Linked DNA regions of Homo sapiens: region 2 is linked to region 1. The links are chromatin contacts, found by Hi-C or POLR2A ChIA-PET in ENCODE. All regions are on one chromosome and are shown on one strand. Each heading gives the region's core, a stretch centred on a gene start or an enhancer-like site at or near the end of the contact. The rest is flanking DNA. Distances are from core to core; before and after follow the strand shown. Region 1 overlaps TANC2 (tetratricopeptide repeat, ankyrin repeat and coiled-coil containing 2). Region 2 overlaps DCAF7 (DDB1 and CUL4 associated factor 7).

Evidence for each region. Hi-C counts contacts between places; a loop is a spot of excess contacts on that map. ChIA-PET counts read pairs that join two places held with the same protein, here RNA polymerase II (POLR2A). Pooled maps may share reads with other maps.
Region 2: a map of HepG2 shows a loop between it and region 1 (3-fold over the local background). The contact joins two enhancer-like sites. A Hi-C loop is called at or near these places in 5 of 168 maps with a recorded cell type or tissue (Caco-2, HCT116, HepG2 and 2 more) and 9 of 50 pooled maps. POLR2A ChIA-PET finds 5 or more read pairs at or near these places in 7 of 52 experiments (CD4-positive, alpha-beta T cell, Caco-2, H1 and 4 more).

Annotation. Positions count from the first base shown.
Region 1 is chr17:63,418,485-63,423,125 of GRCh38, forward strand. It overlaps TANC2 (tetratricopeptide repeat, ankyrin repeat and coiled-coil containing 2), which reads left to right. Exons shown (of 28, transcript NM_001394998.1): 28 at 1,515-4,641. The coding sequence ends at 3,471. Among named protein-coding and RNA genes, the nearest start is that of CYB561, 26 kb to the right of the region's middle. Within about 2 kb of position 2,148, at least 2 of the 41 ENCODE cell types and tissues checked have a DNase peak (open chromatin) inside an H3K27ac peak, as active enhancers do; they include endothelial cell of umbilical vein, where a contact is called at or near this core.
Region 2 is chr17:63,576,444-63,581,162 of GRCh38, forward strand. It overlaps DCAF7 (DDB1 and CUL4 associated factor 7), which reads left to right. Exons shown (of 7, transcript NM_005828.5): 2 at 2,027-2,185; 3 at 2,894-3,005; 4 at 3,382-3,500. Among named protein-coding and RNA genes, the nearest start is that of TACO1, 22 kb to the right of the region's middle. Within about 2 kb of position 3,393, at least 2 of the 41 ENCODE cell types and tissues checked have a DNase peak (open chromatin) inside an H3K27ac peak, as active enhancers do; they include endothelial cell of umbilical vein, where a contact is called at or near this core.

The sequences.
Region 1 (4,641 bases), core at 898-3,397:
GGCATATGTACCCAAATACATCTCTGTCCTTGAGAACTGTCAGGGCCAAGCTTTGGGGATGGCTCCCATAGCACAGCCCTCAGCTCAAGATCAGCAAATCTGCTGGGCTGTGGAGGCCACGAATGTTTCACTTCGGGAGAAAAACACTTTTTCACTGGAGAATGGCAGCTTCTTCCAAGAAGCCTCTGCCGTATCTCAGGCATTTTTCAACCCCCAGAGCAGCTAGCACAAAGAGACAACGGCGACTTAAAGAAATCACTTAAGCAGAGCACCCCACCCCCGCTTTAGAGGGAAAGTAGGATGGTTCACTTAACATCACAGGTTCCTCTTCCTTCTCCCATAGGCGTTTGAGGAATCCCGGATTAGTTAGTCTTCCCTCTGGGGCTCTCCTCAAGTCTGGTGGCATCAGACCCCCTTCCACCTAAACCATCACCCACCACACACACACAGAGTCAAGAGGTCCTTGCTGCCAGGATGGAGAGGACCCTCTAAGAGAACACCATTCCACATTCCTTGTGCCCATCTGCTTTAGTTTGGCCACTGGGCAGAAAAGCTCCCAGAATAACCTAGAACCTGCCATCAGTGATCTTTGTGTAACTTGTCACTGTCTCTTATGCCTCCTGCCCTCCTCCTCCCCAGCTGCATGGGAAAGAACTGCTTCAGGTTCACTGCTATGGCCAGGGGCACATGGTCCCGAAAATCACACCCAGCTTGAGGCTAGTGATGGTGGTGGCAGTGATCGCACTCTTACCTAGCTGGGGCAACGAAGTCCTCACAGAAATCTGACTGAAATTCTCCTTCCCTCTGGGTAGTTCCTTTTTCACAAGGTCAGTTGCCCCTGTCAGGTGATATTAGTAGAGAAGATGGGAATGTCTCTGACAGTTCATTTCTTCATTTGTAAATTAGAGTCTCCTTGGAGTCAGCTCAGCTCCAGCCCCGAGTGACCTAGTCAGCAAGCCTAATGCCTGCCCCACTTTGATAGAGCAAATGGAGACACAGCAATTCTGAGAGATGAGGGTTAGAAAGGGCAGAGGACAGGGTTCTTGCCTAGAGTAGAACAGGCCTGAAATTTGGAGCTAAAATATTGAGAATATAAAGAAAAATTTCTGCTGGATCAGCAAGATTTTTAAATATGTAGTTTTTTTTGTTCCTAAGCTACTTGACAGTGACCCTGTAAATGACAACCCCACCCAACTCTCATACTGCCTGGTGTGTGTTTGGGCACCAAAACAACTTCCCGAAGGGCCTGGCTGGACTGACAAAATGGGGCATTTCTCCACTATTCCCAGAGAGGCCAGAAGGAAGATGGAGGCCGAATGGGTTAGGGAATCATTCGGACTCTTCCAGAATGAGTCTTCCTGTTTCCTTCCCTATAAATCCAACTAAACCGAAATACCCCAGACTCCCACAGACGCCACCACAGCTCTCTGAGATAGTGACCATGTTCTCAGCTCTTGGTGATTTCTCTGGATTCAGAATAACTCCAGTTCCTGTGTTCACATTTTGTCAAGCAGACAGTTCGCAGCAGCCTTAGAGGACCTGAACGAGGCCATCAAGCTGTGTCCCAACAACCGTGAGATCCAGAGACTTCTGCTGAGAGTGGAAGAAGAGTGTAGACAGATGCAGCAGCCACAGCAGCCACCGCCGCCACCGCAGCCTCAGCAGCAGTTGCCGGAAGAAGCAGAACCTGAGCCACAGCATGAAGACATATACTCTGTACAGGATATATTCGAGGAGGAGTACCTGGAACAGGATGTTGAAAATGTTTCCATTGGCCTCCAGACAGAGGCCCGGCCCAGCCAGGGGCTCCCGGTCATCCAGAGCCCACCCTCCTCTCCCCCGCATCGGGACTCAGCCTACATCTCCAGCTCACCTCTTGGCTCTCATCAGGTTTTTGACTTCCGGTCCAGTAGTTCTGTAGGCTCTCCCACTAGACAGACCTATCAGTCCACCTCACCTGCCCTTTCTCCAACTCATCAGAACTCACATTACAGGCCTAGCCCACCACACACTTCCCCGGCTCATCAGGGAGGATCTTACCGTTTCAGCCCCCCTCCTGTGGGAGGACAGGGCAAAGAATACCCAAGCCCTCCCCCTTCCCCTCTCCGGAGAGGCCCTCAGTATCGGGCCAGCCCTCCAGCTGAAAGTATGAGTGTCTATAGATCCCAGTCTGGTTCACCCGTGCGCTATCAGCAGGAAACAAGCGTCAGTCAGCTTCCTGGCAGACCCAAATCTCCATTATCCAAAATGGCCCAGCGGCCCTACCAGATGCCTCAGCTCCCTGTGGCAGTTCCCCAGCAAGGGCTCAGGCTACAGCCTGCCAAGGCCCAGATTGTGAGAAGTAACCAGCCCAGCCCAGCCGTCCATTCAAGCACCGTCATCCCCACAGGAGCCTATGGCCAAGTAGCCCATTCAATGGCCAGTAAATACCAGTCTTCACAAGGAGACATAGGAGTCAGCCAGAGCCGGTTGGTTTATCAAGGGTCAATTGGGGGAATCGTAGGGGATGGAAGGCCGGTGCAGCATGTCCAAGCCAGCCTGAGTGCAGGCGCCATCTGTCAGCATGGAGGATTGACCAAAGAGGATCTTCCACAGCGACCTTCCTCAGCATACCGAGGTGGCGTGAGATACAGCCAGACACCACAGATCGGACGCAGCCAGTCAGCATCCTATTACCCAGTCTGTCACTCAAAACTAGATCTGGAGCGCTCCTCCAGCCAACTAGGTTCCCCTGATGTGTCGCATTTAATCAGAAGACCTATCAGTGTCAACCCTAACGAAATCAAACCGCACCCGCCAACTCCCAGGCCGTTGCTGCATTCCCAAAGTGTAGGCCTTCGCTTCTCTCCATCTAGCAATAGTATCTCCTCCACCTCCAACCTAACTCCGACCTTCCGGCCATCTTCTTCCATCCAGCAAATGGAGATCCCACTGAAACCTGCATATGAGAGGTCATGTGACGAGCTGTCGCCAGTGTCTCCAACTCAAGGAGGTTACCCCAGTGAGCCCACCCGATCCAGGACCACACCATTCATGGGGATCATAGATAAAACAGCACGGACTCAGCAGTACCCCCACCTCCACCAGCAGAATCGGACCTGGGCAGTGTCATCTGTGGACACCGTCCTCAGTCCCACGTCTCCAGGCAACCTGCCTCAGCCTGAGTCCTTCAGTCCACCATCATCCATCAGCAACATTGCCTTTTATAACAAAACCAACAATGCACAGAATGGCCATTTGCTGGAGGACGATTATTACAGCCCCCATGGGATGCTGGCTAACGGGTCTCGTGGAGACCTCTTGGAGCGAGTCAGCCAGGCCTCCTCCTATCCCGACGTGAAGGTAGCTCGGACTCTACCTGTGGCTCAGGCATACCAGGACAACCTGTACAGGCAGCTGTCCCGAGACTCTCGGCAAGGGCAGACATCCCCTATCAAACCAAAGAGACCGTTCGTGGAGTCTAATGTTTAAAAGACGTTTTGTTGGAGTGAGACCCATATGTTTTCACTGCACATTTTCAGGCTTGGTTTCCACATTCGAGGTAGTTCTCTGGCTTAATTTCTCATGTAGTTTCTGTGTGGTGTTCAGAGGTGGCAGCCCACATGCTGAAATCCTTTGCATGCAGCCGACTGGGAAGCGGCCTCCCGGGAGCCAGGACTTCAGTTTCTCTTGTCTGTGCCCAGCCACATGCTCTCTCCCTCTCTTCAGATGCCAACGAGGAGATTTTCGTGCTGTGTGCTTTAACCCAGGGAGATCAGACACACTGGTCAGCTTTTTCCAGGAGACAATCGCTTTCACTGATGTTCTTGTTGTGTAATTGTCTTTTTCCTTTTTTAAAAAATAAGGTGTTCTTGTTCGTTTTCTTCTAGAAACTTTAGAAAGAGTGCGATGCCCCTTTGCCTTTGCATCCTTAGCCAGTGTCACCCACACAGCCAGCCGCAGCGCATTCTCATGCTGTGGCCCCTCCCCAGACCGCCAGCGCCCTGCAGCCACCAGGTCTGCAGTGTGCATTAGGATTATTGCTGGTCTTCCTAGGGGGTAAAAGGATCAGAGAGAGAAGAATTAAGTGCTAAATTGGAAGAAAACCCCAATATAATTATGTAAAATGTCACTACATTGATTTTCCAAGAGGCATTGTAGGAACATGTCAAAAACAGCCAGCCCTTTAAATATTGCAGTCAGCCAAGGAAATTAGATGAGAATTGTGGCTATTAAGAGAATTCACTGAGAGTTATTCTCTAGATTTTTAGCCGACAATTAACCACTAAAAGCTGCTGCTTTTCCAGGGTGGGGGAGGGAATGAATACATAGAAAAACAAAAAAGATTGTTCTGGATTCTCAGTGAAAGGCTATAGGAAGTCTGTTCTGGAGACATCTACTTTTTAGATCCTGATACATCACTGAGTGTCATACTCCACTAAAAGGAAACTCTAACCGAAGGCTGGCTGGTGTGACAATCCCGTTAGTTGGATCTTCACCTACAGCCAGATTTTGTTCTAGTGGCCCTCTTCCTGTAAACCCAGATGGTGTCATACAGAAATTGTTTCTTTCAGAAGCAGATTGGAATCTCTTGGGACCATGAGACTGAGTCCCAATATTTCCACCCAGGGTCATGCCCGTTGTTGTCTACTTCCATTTTGA
Region 2 (4,719 bases), core at 2,143-4,642, 160 kb after region 1:
TCTCAAAAGGAAAAACAACAACAAAAAGCAAACCTTGATTCATATCTTGTACCATATAAAAATTTAACTTGAAATGACTCAGAGACCTAAATATGAAGCCTAAAACTAGAAAACTTTTAGAAGAAAACAGGGAAAAATATTTGGGACCTGGGATTAGGCAAAGATTTCTCAACTAGGACATAAAAAATTTTTTGGGTGCGGTGCTTACGCCTGTAATCCCAGCACTTTGGGAGGCCAAGCCAGGAGGATCACTTGAGCCCAGAAGTTCGAGGCCAGCCTGGGCAACATAAGGAGACCCCATCTCTACAAAAAATTTAGAAATTAGCTGGGTGTGGTGGCACATGCCTGTGGTCCCAGCTACTCAGGAGGCTGAAGCTGGAGGATTGCTTAAGCCCAGGAGGTTGAGCCTGCAGTGAACCACGATTGCACCACTGCACTCGAACCAGTGCAACAGAGTGAGACCCTATCTCAACAACCCAAAATTATACTGCCACATTGCACATAATGCAATATTATTCAGCAGTAAGAAAAGAAGCAACTACTGATACACACAAGAACATGGATGAATCTCAAGAGCAGTGTACTGATGAAAGTAGCCAGACACAAAGACTCAAGACCATCTGATTCTATTTATATCGTATTATGGAGAGACAAAACCATAGATCAGTGGCTACTTGGGGTAGGTATGAGGGGTTGACTGCGGAGGAGCCTGGGAGAGCTTTCTGGGTTAATGGAAATGTTTTATATCTTACTGTGGGGGTTATACAACTGTACATTTGCCAAAACTCATTTAACTGTACACTTGAGTGGGTTTTATTATATGCAACTATACCTAACTTTGGGGGGAAAATGTCTGGAAGATACTGGTGTGTCTGAGACTGAGGTCAGAAAGATGAGTAGAAGGAATTTTATTTTGTGTTGTCTGGTTAGTGCTTTTCCCCTTATTGTGGATGTTTACCAAATATCCCCACTATTCCATCTTCCAGTTGGAAGTTCATAAGCAAATGTACAGTTAGTGTCCCATTGAGCCAGATTGAGTTTGACAGCAAAGATTGGAAGTTAATGGTGGGCTAAAATTGACTCTAAGAAAAAGTGATCAGAGCTAGGTGGGACTTTCTCATCAATGGCGCCGACTTTTTTTTTGCCAGTCACAGTGGTTTGGGCTCTCAAACGGTCATTTGACATACCTTTATGTGTAAACATAATGAGCCAGTGTTGAGTTTGGGGTTGGTGAGGGTTGTGCACTATTGGATTTTTAAGTGAGCATTAGTTTGTTTAATGAAATTGCAAAGGGTGTTTCATATTCCTGGCCCCTGAGCACCAAATGTCCTCAGCACTTCAGTCATTGTGGCAGCCAAGAACCACCCCTGGTCATTTTCAAATACCTTAGGGGTTTCAGGGGAAGGTGTGCCTGGCCTGGCAGATAGTGCACTTATGTAGTTGGAGTCAAGAATGCAGACTTGAGTCAGAAAACCTGTAATCTCTGTCTCCTACTGGCTTTGCAGTGTTGAGTGTAACCACCCCTTTGAGTCTGGGTGTCCTTGTCTGCCAGAGGATGGTTGGACTAGATACCCTCTCATGGCAATCGTTTTTGATTCTGCAGTTTAGTGTAGTACAGTGTCAAGACTTCTGTCACTGGCCAGGCATAGTGACTCATGTCTGTAATCCCAGCACTTTTGGGAGGCTGAGGTGGGAGGATCAGTTGAGCCCAGGAGTTCAAGGCCAGCCTGGGCAACATGTGAGGCCTTGTCTCTACAAAAAATGAACAAAATTAGCTGTGTCTGGTGGTGCATGCCTCTAACCCCAGCTACTTGAGAGGCTGAGGTGGAAGGATCACTTGAGACCAGGAGGTGGAGGCTGCACTGAGCTGTGGTTGCACCACTGCACTCCAGCCTGGGCAACAGAGCAAGATCCTGTCTTTAAAACAAAAAACAAACAAAAAAAACCTCTGTCACTGACCAGGGATCTAATGTATTTGCTGTACTGCTCACAAATGCTTATGTGGCTCAACTTTGGTATGTTACAGGTTCAGCTTGTTGGTTTAGATGAGGAGAGTTCAGAGTTTATTTGCAGAAACACCTTTGACCACCCATACCCCACCACAAAGCTCATGTGGATCCCTGACACAAAAGGCGTCTATCCAGACCTACTGGCAACAAGCGGTGACTATCTCCGTGTGTGGAGGGTAAGCGGATGCTTTATTAGCAGCCAGACAAGTGGGCTTTCTCAGCCTCAGCTGTTAGCAGTGAAAAGTCACAGAACAGACAGGGGTCAGAGGCAGCGAGTGTCATTGCAGCACAGGAGAAGCAAGCGAAGCTTAAATGGACTGGCCTCGTTTGGCTCAGCAGATTTTCTAGTATATCAAGTCAAGATTCCATGAAGTCTGGCTGCTGGCTGCAGTCAGCTCAGTCAACCCGAGGTGATGATGACGGCCTTCAGTGGAGGTGGGAATACTTGGGAACTCATATTCTGTTTGCAGCCAAGGTATTTTTGAGTAAACTAAATGAAATACCAGGCCATTGATTCTGATAAAGTGTGTGAGTGGATCTTGGAGGCTTCCCTCCACCCTCAGCTGAGCTCATCAGCAGCAGCGTCCTCTGTAGCATGGGCGTGGCCTTAGTACACCTGTGCAGAGGTTCCAGGCTGGGCAAAGTGAGAAGACCTCTCCTCTAGGAAGGTGCAGGGATGAAAATGTAGAAAACAAAGCTGGGCAGAGGAGAAAGTATGGGAAAAAGTAGCATTCAGGGAGTCCTGGGTTTATTACTGTTTTTGATAAAAATGTTTTCCCCTCATGTCTTATGTTTGCTAAGATATTTTCTAAACAGGGATTTTTTAAAAGACTTTTTATGAGGATAAGACTGGCTGATTTTTTTTAAAATTCTTGTTCCTTCAGGTTGGTGAAACAGAGACCAGGCTGGAGTGTTTGCTAAACAATAATAAGAACTCTGATTTCTGTGCTCCCCTGACCTCCTTTGACTGGAATGAGGTGGATCCTTATCTTTTAGGTAAGGGAGTTAGGGAGTATGTATTTCAGCTGGAAGAAGCCAAAATAAATTTTCTCAGATGTCACACTGGGCCATACATCCTAGAACAAGGCTCAGTGGGAAGTAGGCTAGGCGTGGAATGTGGTTATTTATTAATTCCTTTGTGTGGGTGAGCTTTCCGTGTGTATAGATCTTGTCTCTCCAGTTAGAATCTAAGGTCCTACGGTGAGGACTGAAGACTTGACTGCCTCGGTGGCTCTGCCGGTAGCCCCCACCTTGTTTTCTGTAGTCTTTATGGTATGCTGCTCCCTGGGCTGAGCAGATGAGTAAACACAAGAGGGAAGCTTGCATGAGAACCTTGGTCCCGTCAGCCCTGACTTGCACTGGTTGTTTGCAGGTACCTCAAGCATTGATACGACATGCACCATCTGGGGGCTGGAGACAGGGCAGGTGTTAGGGCGAGTGAATCTCGTGTCTGGCCACGTGAAGACCCAGCTGATCGCCCATGACAAAGAGGTAAGATGCTTTTCCATTTCGTCTTTCCTCAAATGCTTCCTGTGCCTTCCGCACAGGAAGAGGTCAGCTTGTTCTCTCATTGTTCTGCAATTTATGTAGAAAATCATAACATAACATCTTCTTGTCTAAATTGACAATAGTAATGTATCAAAAACGGGAAAACAACACTATTGTAAACTAATGCTTTTTTTTGGCTAATGTAAATGACCTATTCTACGGTCTGTCATTGTTCTTTTCATGCCAGAGGTTGCTTTTTTTAAATAACAAAGTCTCTTATAGAGGAGCTGGGAACTGATGTGATTAAAAAATAACTTTAGAGTAATACTTATCTTGAAACAGATTAGATTTGGGGAGGAAAGAAGGGAGACAGGAAGAGAAAAAATTTTCTGAGAGACAAACGTAATTATTCATTTTTCTCTATAAATGTTTTACCAAATCCTAGTATGTTCACTTAATCTTTATACTTTCATTACTGTTGGCAGTGGAGGCAATGGAATATATTTTATTTTGATGGCGATGCTTCTGTGTTTATTGGGAAAACTGAGAAGAGCTATTTGTGATTGCTTTTTTTTTTTTTTTTTTTTTTTTTTTTGAGACAAAGTTTTCCTCTTGTTGCCCAGGCTGGAGTGCAATGGCGCAATCTGGGCTCACTGCATCCTCTGCCTTCTGGGTTCAAGCAATTCTCCTGCCTCAGCTTCCGGAGTAGCTGAGATTACAGGTGCCCGCAACCACCCCTGGCTAATTTTTGTATTTTTTAGCAGAGACAGGGTTTCACCATGTTGGCCAGGATTGTCTCGAACTCTCCTGACCTCAGGTGATCCACCCACCTTGGCCTCCCAAAGTGCTGGGATTACAGGCGTGAGCCACTGCGCCCGGCCAATTGCATTTTAATCAAAGCATTCTTCTCAGTGATTTTGGAAAATCCCCATAAGTCTTTTCCTCCTACAGCCATTGCATGCTCCTGGTACTCTCATCTCCTGTGGGTACTATTTCCTGTTCTTTTCTACCTTACCCTGCACAGCTAGGGGTATTAATATCTATACAGATAAAAGGAATGCCTTGATCTTAGGTCAGAAACTTGAGGTTGTCAACAGCATAGGAAGATGTGACCCAGGTTATCATTCTTAGTAAGGGGTTGTCTTTGGCTTTCTGTACTCCTGAAGGTAAGCCCTGTTACAAGACTTCTAGAGTTGACTGCTGCTAAACCAGGGGTCAAATG